3 separate regions of the Homo sapiens genome follow, and all the other regions are linked to region 1. Evidence: chromatin contacts called from ENCODE Hi-C or POLR2A ChIA-PET data. All regions are on one chromosome and are shown on one strand. Each heading gives the region's core, a stretch centred on a gene start or an enhancer-like site at or near the end of the contact. The rest is flanking DNA. Distances are from core to core; before and after follow the strand shown. Region 1 holds the start of RFX5 (regulatory factor X5). Region 2 holds the start of MRPS21 (mitochondrial ribosomal protein S21). Region 3 holds the start of PLEKHO1 (pleckstrin homology domain containing O1).

Region 1 (2,950 bases), core at 1-2,500:
TTTCCCTGTCTCTTTATCTGACTGCTAGGGAGGGAAAAGGACTGAAATGCCCAGCAGGTGCTCAAGAATTGCTACCATGGCCAAAAATCTCCCTCTGCTCCCATGCCCTTGCTGAGAGGCAGTTCATCTACAGCCAAAGTGAAGTGCTGCAGGGATCTATACTCAGGTCTTGGACAGGACTTGGAGATGTGATGAGTACTTACGAAATGGTACCTCGGAGCCTCTGAAGAAGGGTGGTAGGTTCCCCAGCCTCAGCACCACCTGGGGGGGCCCTTCCCCCAGTCTTGGGGCTCTTAGCATCAGGCTCATCTTCTGCCATCCCGGCATGAGGGCTAGAATTGAGAGGGACAGGCATAAAGATGTAACTCACACTGGCCTTCCCTTCCCCAGAAGGCCCCAGGGCACTCCTCATCTCTTTACCCAGAAAGGCAGAGAAACAGAAACAAAGCCTCCGAATTTCCCCGGTGGTCTTTTTCTCACCACTTGCCTTCTCCGAAAATTAGAAATTATTCCATTACTTCGCCAGGCCCATATATGCCCAAAGAGATCTTTGCCATCTCCATTCTATCTGCCCCACCTTTCTGAAGTCTCCTAAATCTGGAAAACTGTAAAGGAAGAGATAGGGGGATTGGGAATCCATGTTAGCAAGAAATTTTCATTTCTGCCTCTGACCCCATACTGCCCTCCTCCCCCTCAAAAACAACAATAACAGCCACAAAACAAAGTTCTCTAATTCTCAAAAATACTCCTCACCATTGCATATGCCTGGGAGGTCAGAAAGGATACGAACATATTCTGCCCTTCTAGGCTTGGAAAAAAAACTGGGCCCAAGTTCTCATTACTTAATCTCGCCACGACTTCCCCCGCTGCTCCCCCTCCCCACGTCGCCGGCCCCTACGTCATCTCCCACAACAGCCCATCCTGAGGCGCGCCCCCACCTCCTTCCCTTCCCCCTCCATTCAATCCCCGGTTTCTGCAAAGTGGAGCGGGGGTGGGGCGGGGTAGCGGAACTCATGCGCTGGGCGTCAGAAACCCGGCAGGGGAATGGGGTCCCAGATTCCGGGCACGTGCACATGGGTGAAGAAGCTGTTGAAAATACAGCTACAATCTTTTTCTGCTCTCCTCCCAACTCATCTTGCCCCTCCCTACCTCTGAACAGTCGCCTTCCAACACAAGCAACAATAAAGGTAAGGGAGAAAGAGAAACTACCTCGTAGCCACCTTCACTCCAGCCCAGCCCCAAGGTCCTGGCCCAGCCGGCTCGTGCGTTGCTTTATTTTCCTTTTTCTGAATGGTTGTAACAGCCGCGATCTGCCTAGATACACGGGCGGCCTGCTCTGTCATTGGTCACTGCTGCCACCCGGAGACAGAAGGCGCCGGGCTCGTACCGGCGGCCGCTGAAGTCTGCCTGGTAACAGAATCTGATTGGTCAATAGGGGAGGGAAAATCCAAAGTTGGTCTTATTTGAGTCAAGAGGGGGAAGTCCGGGTTGGGTTTCGGTTAAAACTGGGGTCGGTTGGGACTGCAGGTCCCAAGAGGTTCTTCTCTTAAAGGGACCGCAGGATGAAAGAACGGGCGCTCGGCTCCCTTTGGAACTGTCTTTTCTTTTGCCCTCCCCTTTTGTGTTTCAGTTTAGTCTACGGTCCTCAGAGCTGCCGGAAGAGAAGAATCAATGGATGATAAAATAACTAGACAATGATGGGTAGGAGTGATGGAAGTTCACTGTAAGCTCCTATAACCCCCCATCACCATCACCACATGCCTAATACAACCTGCAGACACACTTACTCGCAACAGACCTGCAATCTGGGCTCTCTTTTCCTTCTTGATGGAGGCCTCAAAACCTCAGCAGTTGTACCCATTAAACTAAAATGCTTTTTCCCTCTTAGTATTTCTTGGTTTCCCGTGTGTACTTTACTTCCAAAGAGTTGCAAATGCATTTGCATCCCCATAGTTCTGCAGTCGGTGAACCCTGGAATTTTGATGGACTCCCACGGGGGTGCTGGATGCCACAGGAACTTTTTACACTCAGGGAACATTGTACTGAATAGGTCATGGGTTCTTAACCCTCTTACTTAAGACATTTTAAGGTTATGAATCAGACAAAAGCAATGGACCCTCTACCATGAAAAATGCACACAGAGACCAAGTTTTGCATCTAATTTCAGAGAGGTCATGGACTCCAGGTTGAAAGCCTCTTACATGGATGTATTTTGTTTTGCGCAGCGGTCATGTTACAACCAAAACTGTATTTGCCATCCTGACATCTAATATGTTCTCCAGGCTCATCATTAATGTGCTTTTGTAAAGAAGACAGTAGTGCTGCCTGAGCTCATCACCATTGCCCTTTACAGCCTACCTTTCCCTATTATCAGCTTCTATGAGTGCTGGGGGAACCCAGGAGATTGTGGAGTTGGGGCAATAAGGATATATTGGCAAGAGGTTTTCTTTTTTCTTTCTTTCTTTCTTTTTTTTTTTTCTTTGAGACGGAGTCTCGCTCTGTTGCCCAGGCTGGAGTGCAATGGCACGATCTTGGCTCACTGCAACCTCCGCCTCCTGGGTTCAAGCGATTCTCCTGCCTCACCCTCCCGAGTAACTGGGTTTACAGACGTGCATCACCACGCCCAGATAATTTTTGTGTTTTTAGTAGAGACGGAGTTTCACCATGTTGGTCAGGCTGGTCTCAAACTCCTGACTTCAGGTGATCCACCTGCCTTGGCCTCCCAAAGTGCTGGGATTACAGGTGTGAGCCACTGCACCTGGCCAGGTTTTCTAATAACAGCTAAAATTTATTTGGTGTTTATTAGGCCAGGCGCGGTGGCTCACGCCTGTAATCCCAAAACTTTGGGAGGCTGAGGTGGGCGGATCACCTAAGGTTGGGAGTTCGAGACCAGCTTGACCAACATGAAGAAACCCCGTCTCTACTAAAAATACAAGATTAGCCGGGCGTG
Region 2 (3,032 bases), core at 187-2,686, 1.1 Mb before region 1:
TGGCCAGGCTGGTCTCAAACTCCTGACCTCAGGTGATCTACCCGCCTCAGCCTCCCAAAGTGCTGGGATTACAGGCGTGCGCCACCGCGCCTGGCCCTATTTATTTATTTATTCATTTTTAATTTTTTGAGACAGGGTCTCACTCTATTGCCCAGGCCAGGGTGCAGTGGTGTGATCAAAGCTCGCTGCAGCCTTGACCTTCCAGGCTCAGGTGATCCTCCCCCTCAGCCTCCCAAGTAGCTAGGACAACAGGCCATGCCACTACACCCGGCTAATTTCTATATTTTTTGTAAAGACGGAGTTTTGCTTTGTTGCCCAGGCTGGTCTCGAACTTCTGGGCTCAAGTGATCCGCCTGCCTTGGCCTCCCAAAGTGCTGGGATTACAGGTGTGAGCCACCGCGTCCAGCCCATATAATTTATTTTGCATTTATTATATACTACTTTGTTTTAGTATCTTTTATGTGGTCCTAGTGGTCCAGGAGGCACTAGAGTGGTATCAACAGTATCTGACACAGAGTAGTCATTCAGTGAAAGTTTGTTGACAAGCATAATAATGTCCCAATCTAGTTCTATTTCGTTACTTTGGACCTGGCTTACTCTGAGGTGGGCTTAAGTGTTAGTGTAAGTTATTAGCATCAACTGATGATGCACACGTCTGTGTCTGTGTCTGTGTGTGTGTGTGTGTGCGTGAGCGTGCGCGCGCACTCTCTCTCTAAGGGAGGTACGTTTTCCTACAGCCATTAGATGTTAACTTACGTGAATAACCATAAATGGATATGTACAGGTAGCATACAAATAGGAGGACGGGTGTCTCCACAGCGAAGAAGAAATTTAAAAGGAGGTTTTTCAGTAGGTCTCATTAGCACGAAAAGGCATAGAAGCTGACATAATTTTTTATTCTAAACCCTGCAGGTGTTTCCCATATATCTTTATTGATTTCACTTTATGTAGTTAAATTAGTGGGAAGATGATATAGGAAACTCACAGTATGTTTATTTCTTTTCCTTAGCACTTAGGCAGATGACGTGTATGAATCAATCTATTTTTCGTCCGGAGAGCAGATCTCAAAGAGTCTGTCCTTTCCAAAGAGAAAACAGGAAGCATCCTCAGGAAGCGCCTACTTCTCTTGTTTTCCATCGAGAAAGAGAAATGGCTCAAATATTTATCAAGGATTTCACAGGATTAAGGGGTATGAAATTGGGCTGACCTTCTCAGAGGCCGAAGGACTTCGACTCCATGAGAGGGCGAGAAACGTGTTTCGGGGGAATTTAAGTCAATGAGTATTTTGCTTTGTCAGGTGTAGAGTCCAGGCCCGGGGAAGAGAGGCAGTCAACAGAGGCCAGAAAGGACGTTGCTATGGTTTCCACGCACGTTGTCTCCCTCGGCCTGTTTCTTTGCGCGGCGCTGGCGATTCCGTAATTTCCGCTTCCGGTAGTGAGAACCCTTCCGGTGGGCTAGGTACTGAGCGCGCGAGGTGAGGAGTTGTGCAGGGTTTGGGGAAAGGAAGGCTGGCTTGGCGAGAGGGCAGGTTTGCGGGCTTTCGCCCCCTTTTCCAAAGACCAACAAAGAGTCCTTCCCCAACTCCCAACTCAACCCCTTTTGGAACTATGTGTGGTGGTTGGGACCCTGTGGCGCATCCTTGTCGCTCGTGTCCTTCTCATGCCCGGCGACGCGTCTTTGTGGTAACGCCCTGCTGCCATCTCTTTTCTTCTCTATGCGAGGATTTGGACTGGCAGTGAGAATAAGAGACAACGATTCACGTCTACTTTCTAGGATGACTTCCATGTGCTCCATCTCGCGCGTCCCTGAGCATGTTGAATTTCCAAATCCTAAATAAGCCGCGCGGTGTAGTTTGTATTATGTTGCGTTTCTCTTTCTGCTTTCCTCGCCCTTTCTCCATCATCCTTTAGGCTCTACAGAGTGAAGGTTTAAATCCAAGGTCATGGCAAAACATCTGAAGTTCATCGCCAGGACTGTGATGGTACAGGAAGGGAACGTGGAAAGCGCATACAGGACCCTAAACAGGTAACTGTTAAGGGACCAGAATCATGCCTAGACTCTCTGGGAAGTGCGGTGGTTATTCTCTCCCTTCCCCTTTCGTTGATTGTTCTCAAAACAGTGCCAGCCCAGGTGTTCACAGTCTCTTAAAACGTCTCAGCCCCTCAGTTTATTATCTTAAAAATGAAGTTCTGGGCCGGGCGCGGTGGCTCACGCCTGTAATCCCAGCACTTTGGGAGGCCGAGGCGGGTGGATCACATGCGGTCAGGAGTTTCAGACCAGCCTGGCCAACATGGTGAAACCGTGTCTCTACTAAAAATACAAAAATTAGCCGGGCGTGGTGGCAAACGCCTGTAATCTCAGCTACTCGAGAGCTGAGGCAGGAGAATCGCTTGAACCCGGGAGGCAGAGGTTGTAGTGAGCCAAGATCGAGCCACTTGCACTCCAGCCTGGGCAAGAGTGAGACTCTATCTCAAAAAAAAAGAAAAAAAGTTCTTCCTCAAACCTAACTGTATGAATTGTATTCAACAAGTAATCACCCCCCGCACCTCCCCGCTTTTAATTTTAATTTTAATTTTTTTTTTTTTTTTTGAGGCAGAGTCTCGCTCTGTCACCCAGGCTGGAGTGCAGCGGCACGATCTCGGCTCACTGCAAGCTCCGCTTCCTGGGTTCACGCCATTCTCCTGCCTCAGCCTCCTGAGCAGCCAGTACTACAGGCTCCCGCCACCACGCCCGGTTAATTTTTGTATTTATAGTAGAGATGGGGTTTCACCGTGTTGGCCAGGATGGTCTTGATCTCCTGACCTCAAGTGATCTGCCTGCCTCTGCCTCCCAAAGTGCTAGGATTACAGGCGTAAGCCACAGCGCCCGGCCCCGCTTTTTAAAAATTGAGACAGGGTCTTGCTGTGTCACTCAACAATCCTCCTGCCTCAGTCTCCTGACTAGCTGGGTCTAGTGACGCACGCCACCACCGCAGTTAATTTTTGTATTTTCTGTACAGAGGGAGTCTCGCCATGTTGCCCAAGCGTAATGAC
Region 3 (3,064 bases), core at 1-2,500, 1.2 Mb before region 1:
TTGCCATATGCCAGGCAATGTGTTTATTAGCTTATTATGATTTCAAAATTAGCCCTGGAAGACAACACATATCTTCAAAGGACTCTCAGAGGTCATCTCATATCTTCCCCTAGCTTTCCTTGTTGATAAAAATGGCAGTTCATCCCTCACCACTTAATACGTGGAGGGACGCGGGCCTAAAGAAATTCAGTGACTTGACCAAAGCCCAGAGTGGTGATGAAACCAGTACCCAAGCGCGGGGTTTCTCACTCCCCTTTTCCATCACACGTATATATATTAAAAAGACATGAAGTTACTAAGATGTGTCCTGGAGGCTCTGAGGCAGATCTGCTGTAGGAGGGATCAGCAGAGGCTTCTCTAGTCAGGGCATTCTCTGGGCGTTCAGCCCTTCCCTCCACTGGGCTCCAGCGCTGTAGAGAGGGTGGGGTTTTTACCTATCAGTATAGCGGGAAAAGATACCCAGGTGGCAGGAAGTTTAAGCCTCACCTGGAACTTATATTGAAAGCCACTTGGTAGAAAGGATAATGGTTTGGAGACAGAGTTCTATTCCTGCCAGCATTGACACTGTGTCTGAAAAGCCAGCATCGACACTGTGTCTGCAAATCCCTCAGCTATTCTGAGTCTCCGTTTTCTCCCTGTGAGATGGAGATCATAAAATCCGCCTCATCCTTAGGATTATTCTCCTGAAGCTACAATAAGGCCTGAGGCATTGTACGCTGGAAGAAACGTGTATTAATAGCAACTTCTGTCCCACCCCATCCCCCAACACGTCGATCCCCTCCGGAGCATAAAACTTTCCCCCAGCATCTGACCTGCCCAGGCCACCCTAGCACCTAGGAGCGTGAATTCCTGATGCGGGTTGTGGGTGGCGCGCCCTCCCGGTTCCCGCTCTCGTTTTTGTTTTTGGTCGGGTAAGGCGATGCTGTAGAGGCTGGCGATCTCCAGTCTTCACGAATCCGCACGTCTCTCCATTATCCACCGCGCCCGCCCACTGGGCCCCGGGGCGGCCGGCGGCCGGGTCTCTCGGGCTCCGCGTGTCGCCCGAGCCGCCGCCGGAGCGAGGGTCCCTGCCCCCTGGGGAGCGGTCTCCAGCCGCTTCGAAGCCGCCTTCTTCCCCCTCCGTGAGTCAGAAACAAAGGCGGGGGGGCGGGGGGAGCGCCCGAGCTGCGGCTCCGCGATTCGCCCTTTATTCTGAACTCGCAACGTCAGCGGCCCGCGGATGGAGCTGCGGGGTGCGGACTGGGCCGCCCACAGCGCACCGGGCCGGGGGAGCGGCCGCGCTGGGCCGGGCGGGCGGGTGGCGGGGGTGCGCTCGGGGACCCGGGCCGCGTGGGCGCCGGGATGGAGGGCGCCAAGGGGCGGGGAGCGGGCGTGCGTGTGTGTGCGAGTGCGAATGCGAGGGAGGCCGGCCTTGAGTGAAACCGGAGCTACAAAGAAGGGGAGAGTCCGGGAGCGGGAGGGCGCGAGGGAGGAGCGGCGGCGCCGGGGCAGCTCCGACGCCCTCCCGCGGGGAAGGAGCCCCCGCGGTGCCGCCGAGGCCCCGACGCGGGGCCGCCCCTCGGCTCGCCGCCCCGCGCCCGCGCCCGCTGGGAATGATGAAGAAGAACAATTCCGCCAAGCGGGTGAGTGCGCTTGCCCGCCCTGCGGCCGCCGCCGCCTCCGCGCTCTGACGACCCCCGCTCCGTCGGCGCCGCGGCGGCCTGGGAGACCCACGGCCCGGCCGCGCCCCCGCCCCGGCGGCCCGGTCCCCTCGGCCTCGGCCCCGCCAGGCGCCCGCGGGGGCTTTTGTTTGTTTACTCGCCTCGGGGGGCTTCAACTTGGCTGAGTTTCCCCACGACCCGCACCTCCCCCGCCCCCGGGCGCCGGGCGAGCGTTTGCCTCGCGCTCCGCCGTGGCGAGGAGACAATGGGAGAGAAAACCAGAGAAACGCCGTTAGTCCCCGCGCGGCGAGGACGGGGCGGCGGGGGCGCAGGGCCTGGAGGGAACCTGGGAGCCTCTCCGCGCCCGGCCGGCGCCCCTGCCACTTGCAGCCCCGGTTGTTTATTCGGGAGCGGGGGAGGGGAGCGGGGGGAGTTCCTCGGAGTGAAAACCTTTCCGAAGTGGGAGCGAACCTGGGGCGGCCCCCCGCCCCCCGGCCGCAGCCTTCGGAGGAGACTGGGCCGCCGAGGCGGTCGTGAGAGACGGACGGAGAGGAAGCGCCGGCTGGAATCTCCTAACCGCCCGCTTCTCATCTTGTCCTGGGGCAGGGACCTCAGGATGGAAACCAGCAGCCTGCACCGCCCGAGAAGGTCGGCTGGGTCCGGAAATTCTGCGGGAAAGGGATTTTCAGGGAGATTTGGAAAAACCGCTATGTGGTGCTGAAAGGGGACCAGCTCTACATCTCTGAGAAGGAGGTGGGTGCCTCTTGCCTCTAACTCTCCGTTTTCTCATAGCCCCCACTTTGTCACTCCCCAAGGGCTCGCCTAGCTTACTCCACCCCCGTTTTGTTCCAAAGGCAAGTTCAGTGGTCTCCTCTCTACCCCCATCTCATCTGCAGAGAAAGGCCACCCTTTAATGAGAAGACCAGAGTGAGAATTAGAAGTTGAGTTGGCCGCTTACTCAGTGTTTTTTTGTTTGCAAATACCTTTCTAACAACGATAAGCCCCTCCCAAGATGCCCCAGAAGTTCTAAGTGTCCCTTGCTGCCTCCCACCCTAACCTGGCCTCCTGCATATAGGATTTCTTTTCTATTTCTGCTGAAACAGTTTAGCCTATTCGCCACCCCTTCCTGTCCCCCCACCTTAACCCAGCCAGCCTCCCCTTTCCTGTCTGTGGCAGGAGCGTGCACAGGTCCTGTCCGTGGCGCATCCGCCCTGAATCACAGAAAACACGCACCCCGCCGTCAGGCCCCTGTGACCTCGGGTGTGTGAGTGGCAGTTATTTTCGTTGAAGCCAGTGTCCCTAACCAGTATGCTCTCTGTTCCCCACCCCCACCCCATTTAAAAAAGGCAAGGAACCCATTTTCTACCCACTTCCTGCCCACCCCTCCATTTGTATCAGAAGGGAGAGAAATGGAGTTAAGAACC

Evidence for each region. A loop is a pair of places that touch in the nucleus more often than their neighbours do. ChIA-PET counts read pairs that join two places held with the same protein, here RNA polymerase II (POLR2A). Pooled maps may share reads with other maps.
Region 2: a pooled map shows a loop between it and region 1 (4-fold over the local background). The contact joins the promoter of MRPS21 here to the promoter of RFX5 in region 1. A Hi-C loop is called at or near these places in 1 of 50 pooled maps. POLR2A ChIA-PET finds 5 or more read pairs at or near these places in 2 of 52 experiments (HepG2 and activated T-cell).
Region 3: a pooled map shows a loop between it and region 1 (5-fold over the local background). The contact joins the promoter of PLEKHO1 here to the promoter of RFX5 in region 1. A Hi-C loop is called at or near these places in 2 of 50 pooled maps. POLR2A ChIA-PET finds 5 or more read pairs at or near these places in 2 of 52 experiments (MCF 10A and naive thymus-derived CD8-positive, alpha-beta T cell).

Annotation. Positions count from the first base shown.
Region 1 is chr1:151,346,002-151,348,951 of GRCh38, forward strand. It overlaps RFX5 (regulatory factor X5), which reads right to left and starts at 1,251. Exons shown (of 11, transcript NM_001025603.2): 1 at 1,210-1,251; 2 at 488-605; 3 at 204-332. The coding sequence starts at 319. RFX5-AS1 (RFX5 antisense RNA 1) reads left to right here and starts at 1,009. Exons shown (of 2, transcript NR_131972.1): 1 at 1,009-1,187; 2 at 1,631-1,890. RefSeq lists enhancers at 84-173, 513-1,712, 767-1,349, 1,316-1,665.
Region 2 is chr1:150,292,425-150,295,456 of GRCh38, forward strand. MRPS21 (mitochondrial ribosomal protein S21) reads left to right here and starts at 1,437. Exons shown (of 3, transcript NM_031901.6): 1 at 1,437-1,474; 2 at 1,911-2,025. The coding sequence starts at 1,943. LOC105371434 (a long non-coding RNA gene) reads right to left here and starts at 1,396. Exons shown (of 2, transcript XR_922129.4): 1 at 1,208-1,396; 2 at 876-1,073. RefSeq lists an enhancer at 1,725-1,784.
Region 3 is chr1:150,148,666-150,151,729 of GRCh38, forward strand. It overlaps PLEKHO1 (pleckstrin homology domain containing O1), which reads left to right and starts at 1,251. Exons shown (of 6, transcript NM_016274.6): 1 at 1,251-1,622; 2 at 2,247-2,393. The coding sequence starts at 1,593. RefSeq lists silencers at 879-1,338, 1,479-1,558 and an enhancer at 1,191-1,691.